Linked DNA regions of Mus musculus: region 2 is linked to region 1. A link is a loop called in an ENCODE intact Hi-C map of the cell type or tissue named here. Cell type or tissue: left cerebral cortex. All regions are shown on one strand.

Region 1 (8,000 bases):
TCAGTTGGAGATCATGAATAGCAGCTGGCCTCATGTCTCTCTCTCTGTGGTCTCCATTATAACCTGCCATGTCTCTCTGTCTTTTTCAATTAAAAAAAGTTATTTTGTGTTTTGTGATCCTAACATGTTTAGTTCCAGAGAGTGTCTAGTAGAATGTTCTGCAATCTAAGATTTATCTGACTACTGCAGTCCTTGTGGTGAGATTCAGGTTGAACATTGCCGGCCAGTCTACGCTGCTTCTCTTGAAGGTGTAGGCTGCTTTCTACCCGTGGAGTGACTGTTGGACTACCTCCAAATACTGTTTCCTGACAGTCCTTTACACAGTGGATTCAGTGTCTATTTCTGGTCCTTATGTGAATGAAATTGCTGTGTTGCAATAATGGTACAAATATTCTGATGCCACTTTACTGATAAACTCTCCTGTTTGGGAAAACGTAAGATCCCAAAGTCAGAGCCCATGGGTGCATCTGACATGCCGCCTGTTCTTTGAGCGTGGGCTTACGAGGGAAGTTTTATAATGGTCAGGGAAGAGGGGGAGTGGCTGCTCTTTGTATTTTAGAGGATTTTTTTTTTAAACTTAAAATAATAGATATTGAGGTAGACAAGGAGTATGCAAGTCAATTACCATTCTTATTCCCTTCTGAACAGATAATGCTGTGGTAATGAGATTAGTGTTCTTTCAAAAGCCACAAACTGGAGAGATGCCCTCCGTGCCTTGGAGGTAGTTTTTTTTTAATCAAGCATACTGTACTGAAATAAAAGGGTATTAAATCCATGAGGTTCGTTTGAAATGTGGGATAAGACGGAAATTGTTTAGCAAGGGAACTTCTTGATCTGGACTAATAATCTTTCAGGGAATTTATCCAAGGGCTTTTGCACCCACTCTGCTGAAGACGGGCTCATTCAGCAGTGTTATCTGATAGGGATTTTGTTTCTTCTGAAAGCTGACCATTGTTCTGTTTGCTGGGGAGTTAGGGGGTAGCAGGAAAAGACTCCTGGCAGGCAGTGCAACATAAACCCCACCTGTCATCCTGAAATTAGACACCATGTGTGCTGTGTAAATTAATTCTTCACTTGCAGTTCACATTTGAAGCAATTGATTATTTCTCCTAACTACATCCTTCTTTAATATTGAATTTAGAGCCTTAGCATTCTCTAGGAATTCATTTAGCATTTACTTCATTTTTATTCTCCTGTCTTATGAGGGAATTTGAAACAGGGTCTCTCTCTGTAACCTTGGCTATTCTGAAGCTTGGTATGTAAACCAGGCTGGTCTCAAACTCACAGAGATCTGATTGCTTCTGTCTCCCAAGTGCTAGAACTAAAAGTGCCTGGAAGATGTTCTTGTGTCTAAATAGACTTGAACTCATATCTGCCTTGAACTATGAATTTGTCTTGTATTCTTAAAGTCTTGGGAAAAAAAGATTTTACCCTTGTTTACTGATATATCACCCCAAACCCCGTAGCAGGGTTCTTTTCATGGTTGGTCTATAATGCATTAGCGTTAGCATTTGCAGAGAGCTGAATAACTTCTAAGTTTGATAAATTATTTTGCTGTATCCTATATTTACAGTATTATGAATTCCAGAATATGATTGTGTAAGTTATACTCACCCAGATAATTCAAGCAACTGAGCCTTCCCTTCAAGGATGAGATACACTTTAAAGAATGGTTTTACATTTTCAGTCATGAGGTTAAATAGATCCCAGAATTTATTGATTAATGAGATTAATATGTGCCTGACAATTATAGTAATTCTACAGGAGACTTAAAGGTTCAGTAAAATTCTTACCCCCAACACCCCAGTGGCCCTCCAGCTCCCACGCATCCCTTTTGGTACTCACTAGCCTCACCCCTTCCCCACATGTGAGGCTTAGAGGACCTGCTTTGGTTGGATAATGCATTGGACACTAGAATGAACGAGCTATGCTTGAATACTTCCTATTGCCGCATTCCAGAGGTTAAAAGGAGTAGGCAGAAACCAGAAATCTTACTAAAGAATTGGGCTTTTTCTTCAGTATAGTCTTGGGGGAGATGGGAACCCCTGCTCAACAATCCCCACGTCTTTTTCCCCAGTAAACACAGATCTCTCTTATGTGTGTCTTCTCCAAGCAAATTACTTTGACTCAGGCTGAAAATATGCTTGTTGAATTCAGAAGGCTGAATTAACTCTTGGTAAACTTAGGTAGTATGCTGCTTCCTAAAAGAATAGCATCCCCTCTCCCTCCTTCTTTTTGCCTCCATTTTGTTTATGTGTGTTTTACTCTTTCATTATGCAAACCCTCATTTCCAGAAGGCAGTATATATCCCACCAGCCTCCCGCCATGGTGGGGTGGCTTAGGTTGTGCTTCCAGTGGGCACTGAGACTGTTTGGAGCCACTCCTTAGTCGAGGGTCCAACATCAAGACAGCAGTTCTGGTGGTCCAGGATACCAGACTACTTCAGGTACACTTGTTCCCTGGTTGTAATAAGTGGCTTGTTCAGAAGGAATGTGAAGATTGGAAACTCCCACTGTGTACTCCAGGTATTGATTTCCTCAGCTGTGAGGTGGAAGAGAGGACACATACCTCTTAGGAATTTTTGAACAAGAGGCTTCAAAGGTTTAAAACTCTGGGGCTGTCAGGTGAACTCATTCCTGTGTCATTCTTGGGGTTGGATTCTGTTGCTTCTGAGAGAATGTATATTTCTCACTGCTTTCTGGTGCCAGGTGTTGGTAGCCTGGCTAGGGCGCTGTCTCCTCCATCGGGAGAAGATTTGTGTCCGCAGCCATTGGAAGACCCACCGAAAGTTCATACAGAATATGTTGTGTGAGCGGGAAGCACCCTCTGGCTGAGGGGATGACACGGAGGAGGTTTCCAAGGAGCTCTCAGATGCCTGTCTTATCTCCTGCTGAGAAAACAGGATGAGTTAGATGCATGTAGTGTCAAAATCAGTGGGCCTGCTGTCTACTCCTTTATAGAACCCAAGCCCATTTGCCCAAATAGCCCAAATATAGCAAAGTTTCGAGACAAACTGACTAGAACACACACTTCCATTTTTATGTGGTTGTGGTTGAGGGTTGCTGTGCCTACCCCTCTTCCCTCCCTCTGTGCTCTGTAGTATCTTTCCTACAGTGCCCCATCTCCTCTCCTTACTGTTATCTTCCCCCCTGTCCTAGTCTCCTGGGGCCCACCTTGCCTCACAGCAGGTAGTGAGAGTGAGGCTCCACTGTCCAACCTTGTCTTCCCCAGTCCTGCCCCTTGCTCTCCTGGGAGGCATGCATCTCTGTGCTCACCACAACTTCGTCTTTCAGTAACCTTGGAGGATCCTCTAGCACCTGACAGATATCTTCATTTTCCAGGGATCTTTGCTTGGACAAGTCTTGACAAACATCACGTTCTTTAGGACTGACCTGAGCAGTATGTGGAGGGGTAGTGCTGTTGAGGTGGACATCTTCCTTCTGAGTAGATTCAGGGAGCACACAGCCGTCATGCTGGCCACCTTTTTCTTTTCCTAGAAATGTCTCAAGTTTCTGTACTAGGTTATACAGTTTGCAGGGAGTCAGTTTTGTCTTGTCTTCTGGCCACTTATCCATCCACTGGCTATGGGCATTTAGATCCAGATTAGCAAGAGAGTCTGCATGGTTAGAGTCCACATCGATATCCCAGGCCAGTGTGATGCTTAGCTTGCTGAACTGCTCTGGGTCATGCTCCACCTGATCTCGTTTCCTGAAGAGTCTCCTTAAACTCTCTGTCCTCCAGGTGCTTTGGACAGGAGGGAGGAAATGGACCAAAGAATCCACAGAGGCTGTCTCCTCACGGGAGACCAGGTCCTCATAGGAAAAGGTGTTCTCAGAGGGGTAGTAGCCCACCGAGGCGCTCTGGTTGGACTTGCATTCATAAATAGAATCCTCTGTGCTACTGTAGTCACTGCTGGAGGGTGAGGTTGTCATGGTGCTGAGAGTGTCCAATCTCAAGTTTTCCTTGATTCTGGAAACTTCAGAAGAAAAAAATTAGTAAATGATATTATGGGGGGAAGTTATATGACCCATTCCTTTTTCTTATTGAAACTATTCCTTCCACTCTGTATAGTCCACCCTTTTGTACTTTCTGCCTCTGTAAAGACAAAAACACTCTGGCATCTCTTCTTTGTGCCTCTTATTTGTTTGACAGTAGCTGAGAGAGCTTATAAACAAAAAGGAGAATTTGAAAATGACAGGGAAGTGTGACTAGAGTCAAGTATGTTTTCAGTCCACTCTTCTGAGGTCAAGGTAACTAATTTCTTAGTATATATGTATATCTGTGCGCATATGTACATATACACACATATCCAAATACATGTGGTTCTCACATCAATAGAAACTTATTATCAAGTTTATAATAACCTATGGCTATTCTAATATTCTTAACTACTTTCTTATTAAATAGCCTTAGGTGTCACCTACTGATACTCAATAACTTGGCTGATTAATGATCACTAGGTTACTTAAGACCATACCATGATCCATGGAGTTAGTGGACCAAAGATCATAAATATATAGACATAATAATTGATACCAGAATGCTTTCCAGAAAGGTGACTGTCATTTGAGCACCCATCTTCCCACCATCTGATGGCATGTTTATTCTGCATTTTCCATAATCTCCCTGTAAGCAAACCTGGAAGACCACACACTCACACTCACACACATGCTCATGCCTTTGTCATGCCCTGATCTGAGGGCTGCCCAGATGAGACAGGCGCTTCCAGCAGTGGAGACAAAGTGATGGAGTCAGAAACCCTTCAGAGCCCATGTCTCAGTGATGTAAAGCCCAACTGCTTCTGAGAAGTTTGTGTTCCAAGACTGTTGGTTACCATGGCAACAAAGGAACCAAGTTATGGTCAGAATTATGTAAAGGGACAGGATCTGTCCCTTCAGTTTCAGAGTATTCTGAGCACATACAATAGTAGGCTGCACTCTCTTCATTAGAATCAGTCAGTTCCATGAGATCTTTCTCACATTTTCCCTCATTTCCATCCCCCAAGATTTCCATCCCCCAAGATTGCACATTAGTCTGCTACATGTCATACTTAGGTTTCCACTGCCATGCTAGGTCTGTAGATTACAGGGGGCAGATCTTGGAACTTCTCAGCAATTCTTTGTAACTAGTCTCTTTTTATACATTAAAATTTCCTGTTGTTTCTGTGTCTCTAGAGAATGCAGGCTACCTACTTATTTTGCTGCTTTTGAAATTAATGAATGATGACCATATAGTATATATCTGTAATCTAGCTCTTGGGAGACCAAAGCAAGAAGATTGAATGTAGCTCAGGCTGGTATCCTCTTGTCTTAGTTTATATCAGAAATACCTCATACACACACACACACACACACACACACCGGACAGTTGAGTGCCTAACAAGTTTCAGACCCTATGTTCTGCCACTTGTAGCAGGAATTAATTAACTAACTAATTAATGATTTCATGTATGTGTGTCTGTGTATGTACACCACATAGATGCCAGAGCCTTGGGTCCTCTGTAACTAGAGTTACAGATGGTTGTGAGTCTCCTGATGTGGATGCTGGGAACCTAACCTGACTATGGGGGTCATAGTAAAGGAACCCAGTCTAGCAAGGGAGCCATGGTAGAAACCATCCCCCCTGAGTACATTCAAAAGACCCAGTGGGAATCCTTTGGCTAGGAGGGTGAGGTGAGTGCCACTTGCTGTGTTTAGAAACTGTGGACACTGTTGATGGCCAACAGTTCTCCCTTTGGCTACATTATAATTTGGGTGCAATGGTTTTACCAAAAGACAAAAAAAAAAAGTTTGAAGGGATGATAGGATGTAGGCTTCCCAAGAAACAAGCTGAGGTCTTCTTAGGAGACTAATAGCAAAATGCTTAAAATTCAGACATTCAGATGATTCTTGTTCTTCTAGTCCTCAGGGCACTGTGAAGGAAAAGGTGGAGATGGGTGAGAAGAGAGGGGAGGGCAGACATGCTCAAAGTTGACTGCTGAGAAGGAACCTAACCTAGAGGCAGAGCCAAGTTAACCTAATAGAAAGTGGGGCTCGGGGCTGTGGGTGTGGCTCAGTGGTAGAGCTCTTGACTAGCCTATGGGAGACTCTCTGCAGTCTCCTGTACCATAGAAATACAGTGGCAGAAAGTCTACCTAGAGTGTTTATTGTGTTTTGGAAAATCAGACAGATGGTAAAAAGAATCTAGAGTAAGTGAAGATGACTATGAATAGCAGCAGGCAGAATGAATGCCTGTTATAAATAATAATTCTTTTCAGATTAGTTGGAAGGGGCCTGGAAGAAAGCAGACAGGGAGCAGACGGGGCTGGGATGAGTCGGACAGGATGCAGTTGACTGGCTCTGCCTGTCTCTGGCTGTTATCATCGGGCATCACAGAGTCCTCCCTCACAGGCCGGCTAGCGGGCCAGAACACCCTTCTCCTGCTCTCCTCCCACATCGGCTGGCTCAGTGCTGTGCGTGTCTACTCAGCCTGTGAGCACAGATAAAGCTTTCTCTCCACTTCCTGAGGCTAAGTTAAGCTCTCGGAGGTTCCCCACCTCTGGCTCAGATCTACCGCAGCATGTGTGAATAGATGCTGTTGTGTGTGTGCACAATGGCCTCCATTCATTTGAGGACCACTGTGCACGTCCCTCGGAAGACAACTTATTGCCCCAAGTGCATTCGAGGCCAGTTAATGAAAATGATATTGATTAACAAATACTATTATAGATGAGTCTTTTCAAACTCTTGTGAAGTTAAAAACGAATGTTAAAAATTATTTTTAAAACCTCTACAAAATGTTTAAGAAAAATTACAAGGTTCAGGGTAGATATTTTAATGGAAGTATTTTAAAACCTCTTAGAATCAAATGTTTCAGGTATACAAGGTAATTGGTAGTTGCCTGGAACTGGGAATAGGATGTGGTATTCCCTGCAAATTGCCAAGTCAAAACCATCTGCAAGTAAAAGGCAATTTGAGGCACAAGTGAGATCATTAACTTTTAATTTTCTAGTAGTTCCAAAAAAGAGGAAAGACTCAGGTAAAATTATTTTTGTTGTACTTCAGGTAATTCATATAAAATATTGTAATTTCACATAAAATAAATGTAAAAGATTTAGTTCTTTGCGTTTTCTCAGCCAAATTTTTGATGAGACCATACATGGTTTGGGGCCTGTGCAGTTCTAAGCCCCATGCTAGTAACCATTCATAGTGCCTCTGTTGAGCAACAGGGCTCAACAGCCTTAATCATGGTTACATGGCTGCATGCATTGTCAGAGTTTATTGGACTGTACACCTAAAAAGGACAACGTTTGCTGCATATAGATTGTATTTTAATTAAAAATATTCTTGCAAACCTGCACAAACAAATGTATGTTCCTTCTGTGAACATTTATTTAAGCTATTTTCTTAAATTAGTCCTGGAAATGGGGTTTTGCAAGTCAGTTGTCAAATTCAGAGAAGGATAAGTTAGCACAAGCTAGTGATTTTCATAAACCTCAGGAATATGTGTGGGTGAGTGAAAGTGAGTACACACTTCCTCATCTGTCTCTTTCATCCATAGTTTTTGTGCATCTTAATTTAGAAAGGACTAGAGGAAATTTAACTAAACAGCACAGTTCGTAGGAAAAGGATTGGCATATGTTTGGCAAGATGAAGACAGGCATGGGTTGCTTCAAGAAAACTCAGTGATATTTTTTGTAAAGAGCTTGTCATTTTTATTTTTGTTTTACAGCCATTTCTTTATTCCAGCAGCATTAAAACTCACTTAATTCTGACTTTTTCTGCTCTTATTATATATTTTTGGGGTGATTATTTTGACTGCCTGCCTGCTGGTACGTGGGGGTGGAGAAACATGGAGCTCATAGGCATGGCACACTTGATTAAGAGTAAGTTTAATTCTCATCGTTAAAGCTGGGATGGTTTGGAGGTGGAACGTGTTACACTACTTACAGGTAACATCCACAATTTGATCGATATCTGCATGTCCTCCTTTATGTTTTGAAATCCCATGCTTCCATTTTG
Region 2 (8,000 bases), 45 kb before region 1:
TGAAGATGAGGTAACATTATGGAACACTTGGCTGTTTTGGTAAGGCCTTTCACTGCGGCTTTTATAGCTGCTTCTTACCTCAATGTTATGAGGTTAAATACCATCTTCATCTCCATTAATTTGGGAGGAAACCATCACTCAATGGAAGTGTTGTTAAAACAGAGCTTCTGACTCCAGGGCTGATGGGCTCCACTTAGGAGCAGCCCTGTCACTGTAGTCAGGGTCCTGAATTCCTTGGTGGAACTAGTAGGTAGTGTGCAGCTTCCAATATCTTAGGTTTTGGAATCAGTTGTACCTTGGATAGAATAGGATTCTATTCAAGGGTGCTCTTGTTTTAGGATTACAGTTCTGTTCCTTACCCACCCCGAGCTCTGTCTTCTCATCAGTAGCATGAAATAACTTTGCTTTTTAGGATTGTTGGATTAAATTGAGATGCCTATCATAATACGTGGCTCATTTTCTGTGGGAGTTCAGCAGATTATGTCTTAGTTCTCAATTTAAAAAAAATGCAACTTTTCTTTTTTGTTCAAAAGTTTTAGAATATCTGATAAGTGAATTTTTCTTTTTTCTTCTTTTCTTTTCTTTTTCAAATATTTTATTTAGATGTGAGAAAATTTCCCTGTTCAGTGCTTTTTTTTTTTTCCCCCTTTCTATTGTGGATAAGTTACCTGCTCCTCACAGGTCTTTCTGTTTTGTTGAGTTCATCATGAACTTAGGACTGTGCTCATAGTCAAGGCAAAGTGTGTTTTGTCTGTTTATTCACGTGAAACACAGCTCTTGCGAAGGGTGATAGCTCAGTCATTCCTTTGCACATAGCTAAGAGTTTTGGCATCCTTTAAAGAGTTGTTACTTTTCCATGCTTTATTAACAGAATCATGAGAAAAGAATATCAAGCTTAAGTTATCATGCTGTGTAGAAGTCAGGTTTGGTTGGTGCTGGTGCTAAGCCCTTATGACCTAAGAGAACGGCACTAATAGGAAGTCTCTGCATGAAGAATTCCACATGAGGTTATCTTGTCATTTAACTTCTATTGTGTGTATGTTCAGGCTTTGCATGTTAATGAATTAAGCCAAATAGTTTATGCTTTCAGAATTCTAAGCCAATATGCTTTTTATTCTGCAGAGTTAAAGAAAGACATTCATTGGGAATCCCCTTTATGCTCTATTTATTTAATTTTAGTCCCTGAAGCCATGATTGTGTTTAATTAAAAAATTTTTTTATTATTATTTTATGTGTATGGGTGTTTTGCCTGCATACATGTCTGTATATCACATGTATTCTGATGTCCAAAAAGGCCAGAAGAGGGCATTGGATCTCCTGAAACATAGTTATTGATAGTTGTGAGCTGTTATGTATGTGCTGAGAAGTGAACCTGTGTTCTCTAAAAGAGTCATCTTCAGCCTTGTGGTTACACTTCAGCAGTGAATTAACTCAGTATTTGAATAGAAAGTGAGTTATAATTACAGGAAAGAGCTTCTGAGCTGGTGACTGACAGCCTTGGTTTGGATCTTGGAGCTTGGATCTATTGTGTGGTTTTCTCATCTTCTTTCCTGCATCTTGGTAGGAATGGAGAGGATATGGGAAATTTTCCTCATGTAATACATATAAGTTCATAAATTAGAATTATAATATAATTTAGGGCATGTACATTCCATAGGTAAGACATAGATACAGTAAGCATCAGTGATTATGTAAATTGGTGTGATTTCTACATTCCCTTACATGTTTAATGCTCAGGGGTCATTGGCCAAATCTTGGGACTGCTGCAGACTGAGGCTTGAACATTGTAAAATGTTGTGCCATTGGCCAGTTGGAACTGTTTCACTAAAATTCCAGTCTTGCAGTTTGACTGGAAGTTAGAGTGGATATTTGGGGACGGAGGTAGAAGTGGAAGTAACAGTGAGGAAAGTTGAAATTGATGAGGAGAGAAAGGAAGAATAAGACTGATACTGATCTGACTATTTATTGATGGCCCTGAAGGACTGGAGAGAGTGGTTCATGATCTTGAGATAGGAACCCAGCAGGCAGCTCTGTGCTAGTAGTCACTTGAAGTCATGTTGGCTCCAGCCCTTTGAAACAAGGCAGGGGTGGTGCATGCAGGAGTGGAGCGTGCCAGCTGTTTTGTGTTTTATTGGCTGCTTGGCTGATGGAGTTAATGGAGTGATTAGCTTCCATTAGTGTTTGCCTTAGCTGAGTCTCTGTTGATGGCATGAAGATCCCCTTCTGACTTCCTGTGTCCCAGCATCTTTTATTGCAGAAAGAGAATGCCAAGTTGGCATGAGTAAATCCTGCAAGGGCCTCAGATAACAGCAGACAGCACCCAATGACCAGGGACAGTCTTTTCTAAGTTACTATGACTAAGGAGTCTGTGAGCTGTTTAAAGTGTCGTGTCTACTTCCCTCCGCATATATGCATTTGACATGAAGTGCATTGGTGAGTGAAGCTCATTGTGGTGAACTTGACCCTTCCAACCTCTGTCATCTGTACTTTGGAAGTTGTGGTTTGTTATCAACAACAGAAGATCTGGATTATTTAGAGTCAGAGAGGCAGGTGGGGGATTGGCTCTGCCCCAGGATTATGTGCCATTAACAGTCCCTGTCTTTATGAAATACTGGTCTGTAGCATGAAGGTGGGAGGGAGAGAAGTAGGGGGAGCCAGACTTTCAGGGGTTTTGTATACAAGTTTGAAAAAATACTTAGACAAATTGGAACTGGACAGATTAAAAACTCTGAGTCTTTGGAGGGAGGAAAGGGAAGGTGAAATGATGTAATTACAATCTCAAGAATGATGACGATGATAATTATTACTATAAGGAAAACTCCCACACCAAGATTCTGGCAGTCTGACCCCAATGTTGATAAGCTTTGTGGTCTTGGACAAGCCATGCTGCCAGTTGTAGACTGAGTATGATAATTCCAGGCCAGCTTTCATAGGAGGGCTTTCAGGCTAAAAAATGAGATCAGATGTAAAAATGCTGACAAACATTAGACAGAATTGTACGGTTAGGCTAAGTTTTCATTTGAAGTATATTTTCTTCCCTTTAAACAACCTGACCACCCCAATCTTGCAGTAATAGGAAGTAGTCATTGCTTTCCCTCTGACTCCTGGTGCTGTGACAAGTTTCCTTTTGTCTCATACCCTTAGCCTGTATGGATCCCAGCCAGCCTCTTAGGGTTTTCTGAAAGAAGATGCAGCTTACCGTGCAAAGCAGTATAGGAGCTCCCAAGTCCTGCTGCAGCCCCTCCCCTGTCTGGTCTCTTGGGGGATTACAAAAATTACTACCATGTCATCAGTATCAACCCCAAACCTTTGTTCTTGTTAGTAAAGATTTGGAATGCTGTTCCAAGTTCAGTGTATACTTAAGATAGAGAAGTTCTTGACAGGTAGCTTAGCAGGGTGAGTCTACTGGGGTGTGAGGGTGGGGTTGACAGTGCCAGTTTGGGCACCCTTTGTACGAGTGTCAGTTCATAGCGCCATGTGATGTTGTGATGTGCATATTATTAGTTAAGATAGGTCTTACTGTCCTGACTTGTGACCTTGCTGTACTCCTGTACATCACTTAACTCCTGTGGTTGTTTACTAGCTTCGGTTGGTGTTCAGAAAGTGGTCAGAGCTGACTGCTAATTATTTGTAGTTTTTAATTGAATGGCCACCTAACAAGTGTTTTTAAAATTTCAGCCTTCATGAGACTTTTGAGGGAGCTTGTAGTGTCCTCAGCACAATTTAAAATAATTCTCCAGACTTAGATTGCCTAGAAGCTCCAAAGTGGGTGTCAAGTGGAGTTACGCTGTGTGTCTGTTAGGAATCAAACACAAGTGTAGATGTGGCAAGACACTTTATCTGCCAGGTTGGGAAATTTGGACCCTGTAGCCAAATGAAGGGGGGGATCATAACCTCCTTGTTAATTATTAAACAGCAGGCCTGTGGCTTCTTGGAAGTTCACATGATGCTTGGTGATACATATGCCTGATTGTGGTGTAGTGGGGCCTAGCTTCTGGATTTCTGAAATGGCTGATTCCAAATTGAATAATTTTCCCCAAGTGTGAATTGCTGCATGATCAGAATATTAATTCTCTAAATATATAAGTACAATAGTTTCTGAAACAACCTGTGTTGCACTTACAGAGCTGGTGGGTCATCATCACAAAAGGCGAACAAGCAGGCAAGGCACACAAAATATCAACCCAGAACTTTGTGGCCAAACATTTCCAGGGTTAATGGATTTTTGTAAAAAGCTTCTATCTATCTATCTATCTATCTATCTATCTATCTATCTATCTATCTATCTATCTTCTATCCATCCATCCATCCATCCATCCATCCATCCATCCATCCATCCATCCAGGTGCATTGGAGGTTGGAGGACAAATGGAAGGGATTGTATCTCCTATTGATATTCTAAATCCATGCTAGGATATTTTAGTCATGGCTAAGGTTTGGGATTTATGAGTTTGTTTTGGTTGTTTCTTTTGTCACTGTGACAAACCCTGACAGAAACAATTTAAGGGAGAAGAGGTTGCTGTGGATTACAGTTTCAGAGGGCTCAGTCCTTCATGCACAGGGGCTTCGTGGTGCAAGTGTGGTCAAGTTCCTCACATAGTGGCTAGACCAGGAAGAAAAGAGCTAGGTGGAGTCAGATGCAGCCTTCTAAGCCTTCCTCCTAGTGGGCTACATTCCCAGAGTTCTACAGTGTCCCCTAAACACAGACCAGCAGGGGACCAAGTCTTAAAAGCACGAACTTGGGAGGGACATTCCAGATTCAAACTAGAACAGAGTTCTCTTGCCAGAAGATAAAGTTAGTCTGCTGTGGTTAAAAAGGAGTCAGTCAGTTCCTGGCATTTCCCAAAACCCGTTGTGTTCAGCAAATTTCTGAAACTGTCAGTCATGGTTTGTGGTGTGAGTGAACAAAGCCAAAGTCATACATAGATAATCATGCCCAAGCTCTTTCCTGAGCCCAGAGTGAGTCTATCTGCAGAAGTGAACACACATATGCTTTTCTGTCTTCTGGGAAGTGAAGGGGTTATAGGTTCTGTTCATCTAATGTATCAATAGGTTAGGTGTCCTGTAGGTCTAGAGATGGGGAATCTTGGTGATTTGTCCTTGGCACACGGCCAAAGTGGTAGTATGTTATTGTGTGCTGGTGTGTTGATGTGTATGTGTGTGTGAGTGTGTGTGTATACATACTGGCTTCTGAGAAAGCCTCCCTCAATCTCTGGACAGCTTTGTCACCTTTTCTTTGACACAATGAGGCTGGAGCTCTGTAGTGCCAGGTGGAGGAAAATGTTACCAACCTGTTTCCATGATGTTTGTAGTGGAAAGATAAATAAATAGTTCACTGTTCTCTATTCAGAAACTGAGCAGATTCAAGTTGCCATAGTGACAGGTTTTGTACAAAAAAAAAATACCCATTTTTAAACCTCTTAAAGGGATGTTGGCAGTTGGATTGTTGGGATATGAAATGGCTGATCTGCCACCGTTTTACTGTGTTTGCTAAAAATAAGAGACAAATAAAGAATTAGAAGTTCAAGTTTTCCTCAGATGAAAAGGAAAATTTGAGCACTATGATTGCTTGGTGGTAGAAAGACAGAAGATCCCTCTCTGATGGGTATGTGTGCTGTTCAAGAAGACTTGGATTCTTTTGTGTGAGCCCTAGAGCCTTTGGAGTCTTATTTGGTCTTTTGAACATGCCTGTACACATGTGCCTACCCGCCTGCCTGAGGTAGACCACGACCTCTTGTCCAGCTCAGATGAGGAATCTCCAGCTGTGCCTTTTCATTGTGACTCATGTCTGCAGAGGATGAAAGAAGAGATTCCTGGCATGAATCATGGTGCTGTGCAGAGAGAGATGACTGGTGTTGGGAGAAAAACTTCTGAAAACCCAGAATTTTTAAAAAAGTCTATCAAGAAGAGCTAGACCAGAAGGAATTTTCAGTGTTGCCTTCACACCTGAGAAGTCAATCAGGACAAGAAGGGGAAAAGGCCAAAGGAAAAACCTTCTCCATGGGACTGGCTGCACCTCAGGAACGAGGCAGGGCCAGTTGGGCTTGGAAACCACTGGAAACTCTCACTCACTCCACACAACACCACACCACCCTCTTACCCCACCTTGGCCTCATTCTCCTGCAGTCGGAAGGTTTGACACACTCTCTGGGGAGAATGCTCTTGGCTGTTTGAGGGTGGGACCTCAAAGTGTGGGAGAGAGCTGCCTTCTTTAAGCTGATATTGCATAATGTCTCTAGGAGGTAGGGTGTAATGGTTAAGGGCAAGCTGTCAGCCAGGCCGACTTAGGTGCCTGGACCTCAGGAAAATAGGTTAGTCTGAAAGAGTTAGCTGATTGTAACAAATAAACACTCATGGTTTTTATTTTTACACACTAAGAGGTGTAGTGGTTGAATCTGTGAAATGTACTTTCCTATCCTCCCAGACCCCAATGTATAGACTTTAAGCCAGAGTTCAGCTGTTGCCAAATACTGAGACTTTAAGGGCCCAACATGGGGGCTGGTTAGTAACCTAAGCTTTGAGTAGTAGTTAAATCAGGGGCAGGTCCTTATAAAGGGTGTTGGGTCTTCATGAATATTGTCCTGTTAGAGGGACCTGAAGGGTCATATATTTAACTTCTGATCTTTGGAAAAAAAAATTCACTCCAACCAGGGTTTCTGCATACTCAAACATGTTAGCCAAACATTTCCAGGGTTAATGGATTGGTTGTTTTGTTTGTTTGTTTGTTTGAAGATTTTTTACATTTACTTTTTATGTGCTTTGATATTTTGACTGCATGTATGTCTGTGTGAGGATGCCAGATTTCCTAGAGCTGGGGTAATAGACAGTTGTAAGCTGCCATGTGGGTGTTGGGAATTGAACCTGGGTTATTTGGACGAGTGGCCGCTGAGGCATCTTTCCAGCCCAACAGCAAGCATTCTTGAGTGCTGAGTTGTTTCTCCAGTCTCTAGATTGGTTTAGTCCCATTTTCAAAAGAGAAACAGACACACAGACTACCAACCTAATCTTGGGACAAGGTCATAAAGCTAGTACTAAATGTAAATTCTGTACCATGATAGACAGGCTTATTTATCTGCAGGACAGACTTGGTTTGGGTTCTAGAAGTGTATGTTCTGGTGAGGGATCGCCACAGTTCCGTATGGACACATAATTTAGATTTATATTGGGGTCAGGCAGGATACCCAAATGGGGGTTGGAACCTTAACTAATGGGTATTTTTGCTTCTACATCCTAGTAAACACACTGACAAAAATAGTCACACTTGCCCTACATTACAGACCACTCCTAGTCCCAGGTCTCCTACGCTGGCTTAGCACGAAGGAATTGGCTTTATTTATAATTTAGATCTTTCCACTTCCTAGCGCAATGAAGGAATTGCACAGATGTGCCTAGGAGAAGGCTCAGGAGCCTGACTGAAGAATGGCCAGGCCTAGAGTCTTTGTCTCTCAATTAATTTGAATAAAAGGGAAATTAACTGCCTTGCTTTTCTAGTCCTTGCCTGTGGTAGAGACAGTGGTGGATTGAAGGTAGCTATGAACACAGTTTGGGGATGATAAGAAGACAGTGGAAAGACTAGGCTGATGCTTCTGCTGGCCCTCAGTGGTGCTGTCTCTATCATTGCGCACCGGGTACCACAGCACTCACCTGTACTCTGGTGAATGTTGCCTGGTGTCAGGCTCTGATTCTCCCGTAGCCTTTCCTGGTTTGCTGGCTGACATCCGTCTAGAGCCTAAAGGACACTGGCTGCTGGGCTGGATAACCTGTGACTTCATGAGTGCCCTGTTCAGAGTTCCCTGGGTGGAATTACTGTGTTCTTTGACAAATGTCAGAAAAGTCACTAGAACTGGAAGAGCTCTTCAGCAGCCCTGTGTTCTGTGACAGCCTTCCAGGAGTGATGGATTGCCTATGAACTAAGGACCTAGGAGTTACAGAGAGAGTAATTCTTGTCTGCAGATTTTAACCTTCAGTGACAGGAACAGGCCACTAAGAAAGGGCCCTGA

Evidence for each region. Peaks named below come from ENCODE experiments on the same cell type or tissue, not always from the same donor. Only the 100,000 strongest peaks of a DNase experiment are listed, where the experiment ranks them.
Region 2: a loop joins it to region 1, with 2.3 times the contacts of the local background. A loop is called at or near these places in 4 of 42 quality-filtered maps.

Annotation. Positions count from the first base shown.
Region 1 is chr6:146,949,611-146,957,610 of GRCm38, forward strand. All of the region lies in intron 2 of Ppfibp1 (PTPRF interacting protein, binding protein 1 (liprin beta 1)), which reads left to right. It overlaps 1700034J05Rik (RIKEN cDNA 1700034J05 gene), which reads right to left and starts at 4,811. Exons shown (of 3, transcript NM_001164236.1): 1 at 4,679-4,811; 2 at 3,276-3,976; 3 at 1,691-2,887. The coding sequence starts at 3,932. The coding sequence ends at 2,642. In left cerebral cortex, a CTCF peak has its summit at 178; DNase peaks (open chromatin) are centred at 262, 2,862, 4,842, 6,406 and 1 more place; H3K27ac peaks cover 1,328 bases.
Region 2 is chr6:146,904,122-146,912,121 of GRCm38, forward strand. All of the region lies in intron 1 of Ppfibp1 (PTPRF interacting protein, binding protein 1 (liprin beta 1)), which reads left to right. Among named protein-coding and RNA genes, the nearest start is that of Ppfibp1, 20 kb to the left of the region's middle. In left cerebral cortex, no CTCF peak of the experiment used is centred here; DNase peaks (open chromatin) are centred at 4,878, 5,407, 5,777 and 7,309; H3K27ac peaks cover 1,337 bases.